Linked DNA regions of Homo sapiens: region 2 is linked to region 1. A link is a loop called in an ENCODE intact Hi-C map of the cell type or tissue named here. Cell type or tissue: A673. All regions are shown on one strand.

Region 1 (8,000 bases):
AATATTAGATTAGAGTAAAATTAGATTTGCATTAGATTAAAATTAGCTCTATTAGTATTAATAAATATTAATATAAAAGTGTACAAAATATAATTAAGCCTCCTTACCCTAGTATTGACATGCATGTCCATTCGGATGAGAAATGGTGTTAATGCTGAGGTTTGAGAATAACACTGACTGTTCTTCTGAAGTTAATTTAATTTAGTCATGGACAGAAACATGGATTACTATGACACTTGACCTATAATATCAAAAACTTAAAAATGAAAAGAAACCCAGGCATGAAATAGCAAACCTGCTCAAATTTTTCAAGTAGAGCATAACTACAAGGGTCCTGATTTATTCATTTTTCTACATGAAGGAAAACTGCCTTGAGAAAAAATATATGTTCTCATTTTAACACTTCTGAAAATAACACCGTTGTTCTCGATTGGAAGCTAATTTTGAATTGTAATGGCAATTACTAAAGTGAACTAGAAAAAGAAATATGGATAACATCGTTTCCATGGTTACAACCAATTGTGTTGTCTGATTGAGGTTCCCAAATGTAGGTTTTGTAACCAGCTGCACCGGAACCACCTGAAGCACTTGTTAAAAGCACCAATTCCTGAGTTCTATTTATTAAAAAAGAACCCAAAGTACTGTTCAAAAAGCTCCACAGATAATTATTATCTTCACCTAGTTTTTAGCACTATTGAGCACATTCCAATATTTCTTCCCTCCATTTGCTCATCTGTAAAGTACTCAAGGGAATAATTACTAATAAATATTTTACAGTCAATAGAAAGAAATCAAGTGAGATTACATATAAAATTGATGATCATAACTGCAATACTGAACAACAGCCTAGATCCATACATCCATAGCAGGGTCATTGCAGGGGGACAGGATGTAAAAGCTATGCTAATCATGGGATTACTTTGACTGTGAGGTCAAAGTAATGAAAGGGGTCTCCTTTTGGAAAGCATATATGTACCTTGGTTACAGCTAGTGAAAATGTGGGCTGGAAAAAGGAGCCAGCAAGAAACACGCAGAAAGTTTTGAGAGAAAAGAGACACGGGGAAAATGAGCTGATCCCTTCCAACACGGAAATACTAAGGTAATGTTCCTTTTTCTCTGGTAGAAGCCACTGAAATACAGAGTTGGAAATACTGGGGAGCAAGAGTGCAAATTTGTATAATACATCCAAAAGATAGTTGTAAAAACCCTGGAGGACTCAAGATTATCATAAGAGGAATGACGAGAGGGAAGAAAAGGGAGTATTTTCAACAGAAGCTATATGGCAGTCCAAAACATTTAATTGAAGCATTCAAAAGTAGATGTGTCTGTGTTTTACAATTTGAGCTGGGGAGTGGAACACAATGTTTAAATTAGTTCCTTTTCCAATTACATAGATTTCATTATTCTATATTGTCATAGTAACTCTCGCCTATATCAACAATACACACCATGTGATATGGTTTGGATGTGTCCCCACCCAAATCTCATCTTGAATTCCCACATGTTGTGGGAGGGACCCGGTGGGAGGTGATCAAATTATGGGGGTGGGTCTTTCCTGCACTGTTTTCGTGATAGTGAATAACTCTCATGAGATCTGATGGCTTTATAAGACAGAGTTTCCCTGAACAAGTTTTTTTTTTTTTTTTTTTTTTGCCTTCTGCCATCCATGTAAGATGTGACTTACTCCTCTTTGCCTTCCACCATGATTGTGAGGCCTCCTCAGCCATGTGGAACTGTAAGTCCAATTAAATCTTTCTTTTGTAAATTGCCTGGTCTCGGGTATGTCTTTATCAGCAGCATAAAAACGAACTAATACACCTTGTCAGCAAAAGTGCCAGCCAGCCCTTCTGTTGGTCTGGTCGATTATTTGTCATGTCACTCTGAGCCTTTCTGTACATGAAGGTCCCTTTGACGTCAGCAACAAATTGAGGCTTATAATTAATAGGATCCCAGATCAGGAGGCTCAGGAAAACTTTAGGGGATGGGACACAACATTATTGCTCATCTAGAAATTTCCTTAAGGCTAGATATCAAAGGAAATGGTGTGTCTTCTTCTTATGTCACACCAGAAAGTACAGAGAATATACCTTTAGGGAAAGTCATAGGTGACAGTGGAACAAAAGAATGGCTTCTCTCTGCTCTTTTTGTACAACATGATTTCTTGCAAACAGAAGAAAAATACTGGCCCATGAATTTGTAGCTTGTAAAAGTTTCTATAAAGTGATGAACTCTGAAAAGTATAAGATTTTTGCTTGCTTTATAAATCTGCAATACCATCTTAGTATCTGTATTTTTTTCTCCTATCACTGGCTAATACGCTGCCATTTGATACTTAAGCTGGAGATGCACTCCTTGTAACCATCTACTTTTCATAAGAAATCATTAGAGATGTAATGTAAAAATCTACCTTGATTACAAACATGCACATTTTCCATGCTGCTAATATAAAATAAATGTCATACATCTGACCAGCTTTTCTTGCCAAAAGAGTTGATATTAAGGAGTCATTAAGAAAACCTAAATCATGAACCATTATTCATTCAACAGTCAAAAAAAAAAAGCGTCTGTGTCTTAGATGCTATTAACGCATGCTGAATGCCAGTTATAATGATCCCATTAAATCAGATGTGATGAATAGTTCATGATGTCTGACTTTACGTTATTTCTGGAACTTCCGTTTATATTCTTTCTGGAAATAATGGTCCAAGGCCTTATCTGCCTGGGGGCTTTACTGCTTTTTTTTTTTTTTTTTTTTTTTTTTGATTCTAGCTCCAGGGAGCTATATTTTTCTATCCAGACACTGAAGACAGAAAGGTCATCTCAAAAAACAGTGTTAAGAGGCCACTGTTTTTTGCCTTCTTAAACCAGAGGTGGAAAATGAACAAGAGATCTTTCTGAGCGCAAAAAGATATAACCTAAAAGCCTTTCAGCACCCGTCCCATATTTCATTCATTATGTTCATTGTTCTGGCGGCAAACATTTCCTGTTCTACTCTCATTGTAATCCTTCCATCTCCAGTAGTTTGTCTGGGGGATGTAGTTACTGTGCAGTATCAAAAGCAGTCAATTAAGATGATTTTTAAGAGCTATCTCGTGAAGCAGGAACTCTTTGTTTAGTGCTGTCAACCCAATAACAAATGAAGATTAAATAGTGGTTCATCTGGGCAGGATGGCGTGAGGCATGGAATTCTTTATTTAACAAGTAGGCTTTCCACAGTACCTACCTTGTCAGGGATTGCTGCTGAGTCTACCAGAACTCAGGAGGCCCAGATAAACAGAAACTATGTTTGAGGACAAGAGGAGAAGAACTAAGGAATTTTATGCATGCTAACAGAGATCGAGAAAGTATTTCTCATTAGTTTGGCATGCATATAGAGAGACTTCTAAGAAAATGAATGATGCCAAAGAGGTTATAGTGATTAGAATGAAACTGGAGCCCTAACCAGAAGGAAGCAAAGACACTAGCATGAATTTCCAAGGAACTATATATATAAGAAATATGCCAGCATTCTTTTGATAGGTAACAAATTATTGGGAAATGAAAAGACTCCAAGAGAAAAAAAAAAGGGGAGGGTAGGGGGAAGAAGAGAAACACTACAAGGAGAGACAAAATAGGCAATGAAAATATTTGGGAGGGGATTTAATCAGTAACCAAAAGTCAAAATGTAAAACTTGCCCCATCTCTTTTTTGATACCTGGTGCACACACAGAAAAATGTTACCTGTGTTATCCTAAATGTAAACTAGGCCTAAAGTATTAGTGCAATAATCCCCTCTTATCTACAGGGATCCAAGATCCCCAGTGGATCCCTGAAACCTCAGATAGCACCAAACGCTATATATGCTATGTTTTTTCTATCTGATGATGGAGATGACAACTAAGTGACTAACGCGGGCAGGTCATACATACAGTGTGAGCAGGCTGGACAAAGGAATGATTCACTTCCCGCGCAAGATTGCATGAGATTTCATCTCGCTACTCAGAAGGTCATGCAATTTAAAAGTTTTGACATTCACAGTGACACCTGGAAAAAGAACCATGGGTCACTTTGCAAATATATGACAGTGGTAAGAGGTCCTAAATAGGTGAAAAGGATCAGACAGACCTAGAATAAGTCAAGATTCAGGGTTTGGATCTCCATTGCCATGAAACAGATAGGCATCTTCCTAGCTGTTGTCCGGTTTCAGTTATTCATGAAACGCCTTCTCTCCTCCTTCTTTCCTAAAATGTATCATTTAAAATGCTGCTCTGTGTAGTAAGAAGATAAGAGTTTGATGAGATAAAGTTGCAACAGCTAAAAAAGAAGTTTAGTTAATGGGAGCAGTTAACAGACTGTGCAAATTGTCTGTTAAGTGGCACTTTATGGTTCAGCAGAATCCATGAGAGTTCTATCTGGAATTTCTATCAGGCCCCATTCAGCAGGAGCTGGTTCCCTGGAACCCAGCATTAAAAAACAACAACAAAAAAAAATTGGTGTCTTGTCTATCTTCCTGGATAAACAATGACAGCTTCAACCCATTTGAGCTACCTTCCTGAACAATGCCATCAATTATCCCCAAGTGTGGATTAAAGGATATAGTTCTAGGGAGATAGGAAATAAACCCTCTAAAATGTTGTCTAAAACAAACAAACAAGCTTATAAATTGTTTATTTCTGGAATTTTCTTTTTAACATTTTAGACCAGGAATGAGCATGGGTAACTGAAACTGTGGAAAAAGAAACCTCAGATAAGAGTGAACTACTATAAGCAACAGTAATATTTATTGATGCAAAAGTAATCATTAATAAATAGATTTTGTACATAATGTGTTAATGAATGCATAGGAGAAGTTGATTGAATCAGGCTTTCTTATACCGTGAGAAAATCATAGACTCTTTGTGCTCAAAGAAACTTCGAAGTAACCTTGTCCAGCTACCACCTATGCATATGCTTGAATCAAGTTCCATGGGTCACAATTATCAACTGCTGACAAGATACCTAGATAAGAAAGTTACAGAGAATTCCTGTAACAATATTACCCAAAATAATAATTAGAGATTTGATGTATGTTAGTTACATTAAGGTCCTTTTGATGAACAATCCCTACCCAATCCTTATTGGAGAAATATAATTACAAACAAAATCTCCCAACCCAGAAATCCTCTCCACAAAGGCAGCAGAGAGAAAAAACACTTTTGTTATTGAATGAGCATTAAGCCAGAATGCGATATATGCATCACAGGCAATCCACTACATGATTACAAAGAAGAAAGAAATTCACCTTTTTATATAGTCAAGTACATACAACCCATTACATACAAGTGTTCAAGATAAATAATAACTGGTGCTCAAGTAAGAAGGCCTGACAGTGCCATTTGTGACACATAGTTTATGCTAACTTTACCTGGTAGTTGGGGTGACCATCTATGTTAGCTAATTGACTTTATCCAGAGGAAAAACAAACTTCTCATATCTTTATGACCTGGGTAGTTTTGCAACTTAGAGCAATGCACTCACAGAAGTTGGGATCCTATCCTCCCCCAGAAACTGAGACAGGAGTTACATTTCAAAGAGCTGGTTCCCAGGTCTACTGGGTCACAAAGCTGACAAAAGCCATCTTCAAAATGTTTTATATACATTTTCAAAGAGAGAGGAAAGTACTTACAACGTTTCTAAAGTAAATGCTCTGAGAAAAAGGAGGGGGTGGAAATCTTATTAAGCCTATTATTTGTAAATTTGTATTTGTCCCTCCACCCTCCAGGTGTCCTTCCACCCTCCTGCTTAACTTTCCTCAGATTACCTCCAAATCAGCCCAACTCTTCACCTGCTGATCTTCCAACCCTTCTTTCTAGAGTGTCTGGTGTTATCTGAAGTATGAGGCGGAGGATCTGTTAGGCTCTGAAATTGGAACCAAAATGTGTTTTGGAATATGCCTTTTAAAAATGGGTAAAGGATTCATTGCCTTCAGGATTTTCTCATTTTGCATTGCCAAGAAATCCCTCTACAGGTGTAACCATCTGCTAAAATTCTCTGTCCACTTCTTGACATATTTCTGATAATATCGCCTTCCTCACATCCTTCTAAAAGGATTCTCATTTTCTCCACACCCCATTTATCAGATCCAGCATTCTCCTGGATCCCCGTTGCCAATTTCCAGCCCATTCTTCTGAAAGCTTCCTTTAATAACTCATCCTCCTCTGGTCATCTATCCCACATTTTTCAACCATTTTGTTCACCATCCACTGACACCCAGTCATTTTTGCCACAATGGGAGGTAACAAAAATGGCTATGCTTATAAACTATTCACCACATATCATATATTCTGTATATCATAAATTCTTAAATTCTTTAGCAATTCTTTTCACTTATCTAACTTCTCAGGTGGCCACATTCTGCATCTTAATTTCTACCGCTAGAAAATTTACCAGTTATATTTCACTCTTCTTATCACAGTCCTTTACCCTACAACCTCTATTCTTTTGCGCTCTTGATTTCATCCTCCAGAATGATCTCCCAAATACAGATCAAACTTTATGCTTTAGTGTATGTACTCTGCTGGTGCTGCTGCAAAACTTTCCTTTAATCTTACTTCTGTCTATTCTTCTACTTAAGACAACTTTACTGAATCTCCATTTTCTGCAAGATAAATTTCAAGTTAGTTAACATAACCTTTTTGCATGTTAGCTTTGACTACCTCTTCCAACTTCATTTCCAGCCACTTCACCTACACTCTATTTATATCAGCATGCTTGTTCAAATATACCAATCACTTTAATTCCCCCATGCCATTATTTATGATTTTCTTCATGAATAGAAAATTCTTTTTCTCTTTTAAATCTCTTTTACATGATTTTTCCCCATTTTCTTTCAGTTCCCTGGTCAGGCCATTGGCCTGATCAGATCAGTTGATATTTCATGTGAACCTGAATCATGATATCTTCCATCTGTTCTCTTCTTCTCTATTCTCTTCCCATTCCAAAGCAATCATCCAAACACCCCAATTGGAATACATCAAACATTGCTTAACATTTATTGTCTTCATTTTATGAATAATATTAGTCTCTACAATCTAATGCCAACCAATTTTTCCAGCAATATTCATTTTACTTATATAAACATTTTTCAAATTAGTTTATGCATTGTTCTAGAGATATATCTCTCCCACCTCTAATTTGCTAATAATTTCTTATTCTATGTATTTCTAAAGCCAAAAGGTATTCTCCTTTAAACTTTTCTTGACCACTGTCATATAATGTGACTTATCCCTTCTGTAACTTATAATTTGATGTCTTACACCTCATACTTTGTTCTAGTGCTGTTTTGTACATCTAAGTACCATTTCATGATGAATAAATAATGTCTGAATTTCATTAAAAATGTAGTTTATTAAAAGTGTTTATATTCATCATTATGTTTCTGTTTATTCTATTGTTTTACATTGCTAACTAAGAGAAGTAAAGGTGTGCATGGATTATTGAGGGAGGTCATTTTGGAACAACCTTCCAGTGAGTAAGTATCAGAGCTGCAGTCAGACTATAAGAAGAAAAACTTCTAAGGAAAAGTATAGAGAAAAATGACAGTCTTAATTGGCCATCTGCAAATAACACGTTACGTTTTACAATGTAAAACTAATTTTCACCAGAATATACCAGTTTTAATTTATAGGTAACTTAATACTACTTTACTTATGAGATATTCATTAAGTAAATATGGCCTCTTGGATTTTAATCGTTGCTTTAGAAAGTCATGAAACTCAATGGTTGATATCACTATATAGTTATGCTATTTATCCTCACCTGGTCTTCTGCTTTTTCTCAAAAATTTATATGTTCAACCCGTTACTCCATAAAATTTCTACATCTTCCACTCATAACCAAAGCGCCCCAGTTTCTTGTGTTATACCCCAATGACTTCATCGCTATGATTTCCTTTCAGTCTCAAAGGAAGAATAGTTCTTTTCTTTTCCTAAGCTAAGCAAATTTGTTCTTTGGTTGCATTTCTTATTAGTCTCCTCACAAAC
Region 2 (8,000 bases), 110 kb before region 1:
CAGCCAAGGGCCAACCTTGTTAAGCAGCCGTTGCAGAAGACAGTAGTCAGGCCTGTTAACTCTTGTCTGCATGATTATAAATTAGCCTTTATAGTTATTTGCATTTTTTTCAGATGTATTTTTGCCAGTAATTTTCTATTCAAATATTTTAGTTACTTTGTAATCTTTTAGCTTAATTTTGACCTAACAGTCTTTTTTCTTCTTTAATTGATGAGTTTCTCTTTTCTTTGTATGAGAAGGAAAGATCTTAATTATGTAACAATGTTTTCTGTTCTAATGCTTCTATAATTGTTATATATTCCAGATTGTTAATATAACCCTAAATTTTAATGTATATAATCTGTTTTTAAGATTTTTAATGGCTGTAATTTTAATAATGACAGATATCTATATGTTTTTTATTTCTTTGAAGAAAATGAAATTCTTAAAAAAACTGTAATTAATATCCTCAGAATTATACAGAAGATAGTGAGTCCTTTAAATAGAGAATTAGAGAATATAGTTTTCTGCTCTGCTATTCACATGATGATTTCTTAAATTACAATATAAGTCTAGACTTCAAGTACATTCTAACTTTATGACTATCAGGTTTCAAAAGTGAGTACACCGGCAGGGCGCAGTGGCTCACGCCTGTAATCCCAGCACTTTGGGAGGCCAAGGCGGGCGGATCATGAGGTCAGAAGATCGAGACCATCCTCGCTAACATGGTGAAACCCCGTCTCTACTAAAAATACAAAAAAAATTAGCCGGGCGTGGTGGCGGGCGCCTGTAGTCCCAGCTACTTGGGAGGCTGAAGCAGGAGAATGGCATGAATCCACGAGGCGGAGCTTGCAGTGAGCCGAGGTCGCGCCACTGCACTCCAGCCTGGACAGAGCAAGACTCCTCCATCTTAAAAAAAAAAATTGAGTACACCATTCTTAGCAATGACAGTATAAGCTTTTTCTGATTAGTATGGAAAGGCTGTGAAATTATTCATAATGAAAATGAAGTCAAATGTCATTTGAGAAAATGTACTTTCTTTATTCACCAAAACTGCTCTGATCTGCTTCTCAGCCTCCATCATAGTACAGAAACAGGAGAGGGAAAAAGAAAAACAGACTTAGCCTAACCCAGTAACTGATTCCAAAATTCAAACAATATTGTTGCTATAATTCTTAAGATCTAAAATATTTTCTCTTCTATTCTTTTCTTTCTCAACATAGTATCTCTATGAACAAGGATGTTGACATGTGAAAGACTCTTTTTTTGAAAAAATTATTTCTATAGGTTTTTGGGAAACAAGTGCTATCTGGTTACGAGTAAGTTCTTTAGTGGTGATTTGTGAGATTTTGGTGCACCCATCACCTGATCGGTATAAACTGAATCAAATTTGTAGTCTTTTATCCCTCACCCCTCTGCCACCCTTTCCCCGGAGTCCCCGAAGTCCACTGTATCATTCTTATGGCTTTGCATCTTCATAATTTGGCTCCCATTTATGAGTGAGAACATATGATGTTTGGTTCTTCTGGTATCCACTGCAATATCCTTTGTCTTCCTAGGCACTGCCAATCTTGCTGGTGTGGCTTGTGCTCGGCCTCAGCCTGGTGAGCATTCAGTGTGGTTCCCTAGGTGAGGAGATCTCACTTCCGCTCTTGCTGTCATGGAAATATCTGCGGGTCTGTGCAGCCTCTGCAATGGGACCACCATTTTCTTCACCATAGTTGTCCAAATGGAAAGGTCACTTGCTCAGAACTTGGTTACCTCCAAGTCTTTTCTATGGGTAATGAAATAAATACTAAGTCTCCCTGTGACAAGTGAATTATGGCAGTATTTAGGAAAACTAAGCTTAGGTAAGCCAATACTTGAGATATACAGAGTTAGATCAGATGGGGTAAAGATAGCATATGCTGAATCAAAGGAGAACTCAGCTGAAGAGCGTTAATTAACAATGCTAACTGTTAATATAATGCATATTTGCCAAGCCTGGAAGGGTACTTCAATAGAATATATCCTAGATGTGAGCAGGGAAATAAAAGGAGCCTTTGAGCCAAAGTCTTTGTATTAGTCTGTTTTCACACTGCTATAAAGACACATCCCAGACTGTGTAATTTATAAAGGAAAAAGGCTTAATTGACTCATAGTTCCACACGCCTGGGGAGGCCTCAGGAAACTTACAATCATGGCAGAAGGGGAAGCAGGCACTTTCTTCACAAGGCAGCTGGAGAGAGAGTGTGTGAAGTAGGATCTTTCAAACACTTACAAAACCATCAGATCTTGTAAGAACTCACTCACTGTCACAAGAATAGCATGGGGGGAACTACCCCTTGATCCAATCACCTCCCTCCCTCCACACATGGTGGGGGATTACAGGTCCCTCCCTCAACAGGTGGGGATTACAATTCAAGATGAGATTTGGGTGGGGAAACAGACCTGAACCATATCAGTCTCAATACTATTAATCGGTGTTAAAGTCTTTTAGCTTCAGCATGCTTCTTTAGGTATCTAACATCTCACCTTCTCTAAGATCTATAAATTTTACTCCATGGCTATTGTCAGGTTCACCACTACACCAAATGTCATACCCAGGGTCAGGTTTGAGCCCCAGCTGAGGTCTAAGGGGAGTGGGTGGATAGGCGATGGATAGCTGAAAGAACACTCATCAGGCCATAGGCAGGTGAATATGGTTTTATTCAGCAGCTCTCTCATCAGCAGCTCTCCCACACTGTTTGCTCTGTCTTGGCTGCTTGCTCCAGCCGCTCCCCTGCACAGCTGCATGGCTGGCTGTCCCTTCAGGGACAGCAGCTTAACTCTTTCTGGGCACAAGCTGGTTCCTGGCTCCCCCCTGCCTGCCTTCAAGGTGACCGGCTTTCCCCTATGGGGGTTTCTTATGTTTCTTAGTGACAGGGTGAGATAATCAGTGAGGAAGCAGAGGTTCAGAGAGAGTGAGCGATCTGGTACTCAATAAGCAGCAGAGCTGAGAGGCAAATCTAGGTTGGTTGGTTGGTTGGTTGTTTTCCGCCCAGGTTGGAGTGCAGTGGCGTGATCTTGGCTCACTGCAACCTCCACCTCCTGGGTTCAAGCAATTCTCCTGTCTCAGCCTCCCAAGTAGTTGGGACTACAGGTGCATGCCACCACACCTGGCTGACTTTTGTATTTTTAGTAGAGACAGGGTTTCACTATATTGGTCAGGCTGGTCTCCAACTCCTGACCTCAAGTGATCCACCCAGCTTGGCCTCCCAAAGTGCTGGGATTACAGGCGTGAGCTACCATGCTCAGCCCAAGTCCAGGTTTTTAACCTCAACTCTTGTTCTCTTACATTAAAATGAAGTTCCACAGAGGACTCTAATTCCACTGCTGCAGTTTTTGTGATTTTATCAGTCATTCTATGAATTTTAAAATATTTGAATAAAAAAATTTCCGTAGTTTTGCTATATGATGTTTTTCTTGTGGTAATCATTCAATTATGCATGATATCTGTTTACACAGAGTATAACAAGGCTTTCAAAAATACCTTCCAATAAACAAGCAGTAGTCTGTCTTACTCATCTTCATTTTAGTCACTTACACTTGAAGTTTCTTTGGCTTGAAATATCCCTGACCCCACCTATAGCTTTGTCTGACTAAACTGCACTTTAATATTTATTTTAGATGTCATTTTCTCCTGGAAATCTCCCCAGGTGCCATAATTTGAGTTAGCTGCCTCTTTTACATATTTATAGATTCTGTTTTACTTGCATAGTATGGTATCTTTCACCCTGTATTGCCCTGACCAGTTTGCTAGTCTTTATTCTCTGCTAAACTGTGAGTTACTATATTCATACAAATTTTTATCATCAATATATAAATTCATCTATCCATCCATCAGTCCACCCACCCATTCATGCAGCAATCAATCAATAAAAGTGTAAGGGTCAGGTGTACAGCTCTCCACTTGTTTGATTTAAGGAATATATTTTAGAATATCTTGTGTGACAATAGCTGATAGGTTTCATCTCATACAACAGATCCAACTGGTAATCTAATCTAACGGATGTCCTATATTGAGAAGAACTCAACAGTCATATCTAGGTTTACCAAAAAGAAAAAGAAATGATCATTTACTATATCAGCCATCAAGGGAGAGTTCTGGCATAAAGCCATATATGTTTTTTAAATATTGATCCAGAGAAAGGAATCAACTGCAAATACTTGAGAAAATTCCTATCACTTGGAATCTTGGTATAAAAATGACTGGTGGTGAGTTTGAAGTTTTGCTTCCCTATCAAAACTGGTCAGGAATGCTGAAGTATATATTATTGGTTTGTTATTGCTATTCTGTGATGAAAGCTGGGAAGACTTTAAGTAGAAGGCTTCCCATGGTGGCTTACCAAGACTCAGATCACCCTTCACCTGCTGCTAAGAGCCTTCAACTCTCACGTTTTGTCAGGGCCACACTTCCTCTGGGTGGCTGTTAGAGGACAACTGAGCATGGCAGTGCTTTCAGAATCAGGCCATTCCCACCCAACCCCATGTGAGCCTCCTCTAACATAAACTTTTCTTGGAATTTCTCTTCAGCTTGGCTGAGCCCTTCTGAGAACAGCATCTCTGTCCGAAGCTCTTCCCACCCACTTGGATTCTAGCTTGCTTCAGATATGGCTTTCAAAGCAGCAATGCTCAGTTTTTGCAGCTAGTTATTTTCCACAGTAAGGCCAACTTAATATTTAAGGATATGAACAAGAAACTGACAGAAAGACAACAGAAGTAAAAAGAACCAAAGTACAGATTATAAAGAGTAAGGAAACAATAATGCTTTGAAGAAAGCATGCCATGGCGGCAATGCAGATTACCCAACTTCCTGTATATTTTCAGCTTTAGCTCATAATTATGTAAGCCAGATCATAATAATTGGCAGTCATGGCATGCTTACCAGGAAGTAAACAATTTCCTAAGTAATTTATGTTCATTTTTCATTTAACTTTTATGGGATCTCTATGGCAGAGATACTATTTACCCAATTTGCTGACGAGGAAACTGATTATTTGAGAGATAAGTATTTTCACAAAGGCATAACAACATTAATTAGTGGATCACAGATTTAAACCCAGTTTTGGATAATTCTAAAGTCCAAGCCATTAGCCACAATAGTGTACTGGCTTTCAACCAAATGTTCAGACTATCTCATTTGGAAGTCTCAAGTAAAATCTCATTATCCTCTTTTTCATCTGAAAAATTCCTTTTTGGAGATTATTATCCATTTAAAAAACATCTACCTATCTAGGTGTATATTTGTGTGTCTGTACCCGAAGCTCTCCATTGAACAAGAAATGATGGTACAAATTGTGCATTGAAATGAGTAAACATACTTGTTTGTTGTCTCGAGATTCTTCAATTGGTTAGTTAAAACTGGTAACAGACATTTGTGTTATTGACCAATTTTATCTTTAGCCTCAAAGACAATTAAAATCAAGAGGTGAATAAAAAATAAATCTCTTAAAAAATAATAATACATTTATTTTATGAACATACACACACATGCACTTGAAATTCCTAAAATTATTGTACAAAATTAGAGGCCTCTAGACATTAATTCTACAAGTTACTCCAACTGTCAACAATATTTTTTATGATTTTAGAGCACAGAGAGATTTTGTTCACCTCTATCCCTACAGCAAGTAATAAATATTTATTGATATAATTTCAAATAAATGTTTTTTTATAGAATTCAAAGAAACATCAAAAGTATATTTTTCTTAAAAAAAGACTTTCTGCTTAGCCAATTGTTCCAGCTTCTCTAAAGATACTTTTATCTTTATATAATTTGTAGCCATGCTATTTCACCAATTTATAAATCAGCTTTAAAAATCGAATGAGAGTTAAATAAATTTCACCTAACCTATTTAAATAAGTATAGTAGTCAATATTATATTTGCTCTATATTCAATAATTCCAAAGCTTCACTCCTTTGATTTTTATTTTAATATTAAGATAGCTTTGGCCTATTCTTATTGTTCTTAAAACTGCTCCTTGATTTATTTTTGTTGTGTGTTCCTAAAGTTATTCAGTAGCCTAATTAGATATTCATTTTGACATTCTGGTCCCAGAAGAAATAACATTAACTCCATACTTATCCATCTGGTTATCAGTTATAGCTTGTGAGTTGCAGCTTGTAATTTTCCAGGGACATGTGGGCGCCCTTCCAGTTAGGCTATTAAAGTCTCTTACACTCTAACAACATGCTAATTAATATCCTTTCACGTTTGTGGATACACAGCAAAACACTGCCATATAGAGGAAATTTCATTTCTTCAATATTGAAGTGTAGAAATTTTAGATTAAAAATTAAGCCAGAAATTATTTATATATTTTCTGAGGAACCAAAACCTTTTATCTTCAATTTTATGAAACTGTTTAATTCACACATCATCTTAAATTTAATATCCATCATTGTAAAAAATTTGCACTGTGAAAAAGTATCTTAAAACCTGCATTCACAGAAGGGTGTTTCCTAGCAACCCCATACAATCAGGACCAATCCTTGGCTGAATTGTGACTCAAAGTGCTGTTAGAAGTAAAAATTTGCATGAGAAAGAGACCAATGTCTGTTCTGATTAGGAACAACAGCTCTTTCCTAATATTGGTCAGCAGCAGTCCAAAATCAGGCAGCTGTTTAGAAATGCCTTTGTTTTTATGAAATTTTGCCTGAGGAAGGAAAGCATTACATCCCCATAGACAGTACAGAGGCCACTAAAACTTCAGAAATTAATCCAGACAAATCAGGGATCTCACCTCTACAATACATTAAAATAAGTTGCTTCCTTTAATTTTGTTTAAATTTATTAATTCACTGTTATTTATTTTTACCTTGTAAATATAGTATTCACTGTTGCTTACTATAAGGACTAAATATTAGTTAATGGTCTTATAGAGAACCAGAGAACAGTTATTATATTAATTTGGATCTTTTATATATACATGTACTTGCACATTATCTTCCCTTTGTTGACTTCTGTTGTCCCTGAATATAAATTTCAGGACAGTTTATTTCAAATTATTCCAGTCTTAATCAATGCTTCCCCATAGTAATAATATCAAGCCAAAGAGATTTGATTTATTTATATTTATTTTAGGAAAAAAAAAGTTGCATTCTTTCAGAATAAGAATAAATACAAAACCTCAGTAAGTTAACTTACCACTATTTGATTTTTATTTCCTGTTAATTTTTTTGTCATTGTTGTTTTATATTCATATTACTAAGTAGAAAAAATTCCTGCCATCAAATAGGTCATGTAATGTACATTTGGGGCTATATAAAAACATAAAAACTATCAGAGTCAGATGAACTATGATTATTGCTACTACTAAAGTCTCAAAGACCACACAGAGGGATAGCCTGAGGAACACTGCATCCCAAATTTAGAAACCACATCTGTTCCTGGAGCTAAATTACAGCATATACTCTAAAGATTATTTTTAGCATAAATTTACCCCAGAAAAATACAAACAAGGCATGTAAGCGAACAAGAAACACCAAAATAATTAGACTATTCTCCAAATGTTTCTTGGCATTTATTAGATTATAAATACCCAATGCACAAAGAAGGATTTAGGGTACCAAGTGGAATAAACAAGCTTGTAGGTACTAGCTCTATTTATCAAAGTCTAAGCACAGATCCTCTTCTCAGAGATCATGCAATTAATAGTACATACCAGAACACACACACATACACACACAAAATACACATTATAGCAAAATTATTTCATTTTTAAAAAGGAGCTGTTAAAGAACTTTTTTGTTTTTTTAGATGGAGTCTCACTCTGTCGCTAGGCTGGAGTGCAGTGGCACGATCTCAGCTCACTGCAACCTCTGCCTCCCGGGTAAGAAATTTTTTTAAATGATCTTGGATTTCTTTTTCTTTTAATACATCCCATAGAATTAACAATATCCTGAATCTTTAGAAATATGATTGTCTATTTCACATAGTTGGAGAAATATAATTAAAAGAAAAATTACCTCCCAACACAGAAAACCTATCCACAAAGAC

What was found. Peaks named below come from ENCODE experiments on the same cell type or tissue, not always from the same donor. Only the 100,000 strongest peaks of a DNase experiment are listed, where the experiment ranks them.
Region 2: it touches region 1 in a loop (2.3-fold over the local background); 1 of 110 quality-filtered maps calls a loop at or near these places.

Annotation. Positions count from the first base shown.
Region 1 is chr6:103,980,144-103,988,143 of GRCh38, forward strand. No RefSeq gene overlaps it. Among named protein-coding and RNA genes, the nearest start is that of HACE1, 880 kb to the right of the region's middle. In A673, no CTCF peak of the experiment used is centred here; DNase peaks (open chromatin) are centred at 2,748 and 3,018; H3K4me3 peaks cover 536 bases.
Region 2 is chr6:103,866,320-103,874,319 of GRCh38, forward strand. No RefSeq gene overlaps it. Among named protein-coding and RNA genes, the nearest start is that of HACE1, 990 kb to the right of the region's middle. RefSeq lists an enhancer at 6,257-6,804. In A673, no CTCF peak of the experiment used is centred here; DNase peaks (open chromatin) are centred at 4,872 and 6,142; H3K27ac peaks cover 1,337 bases.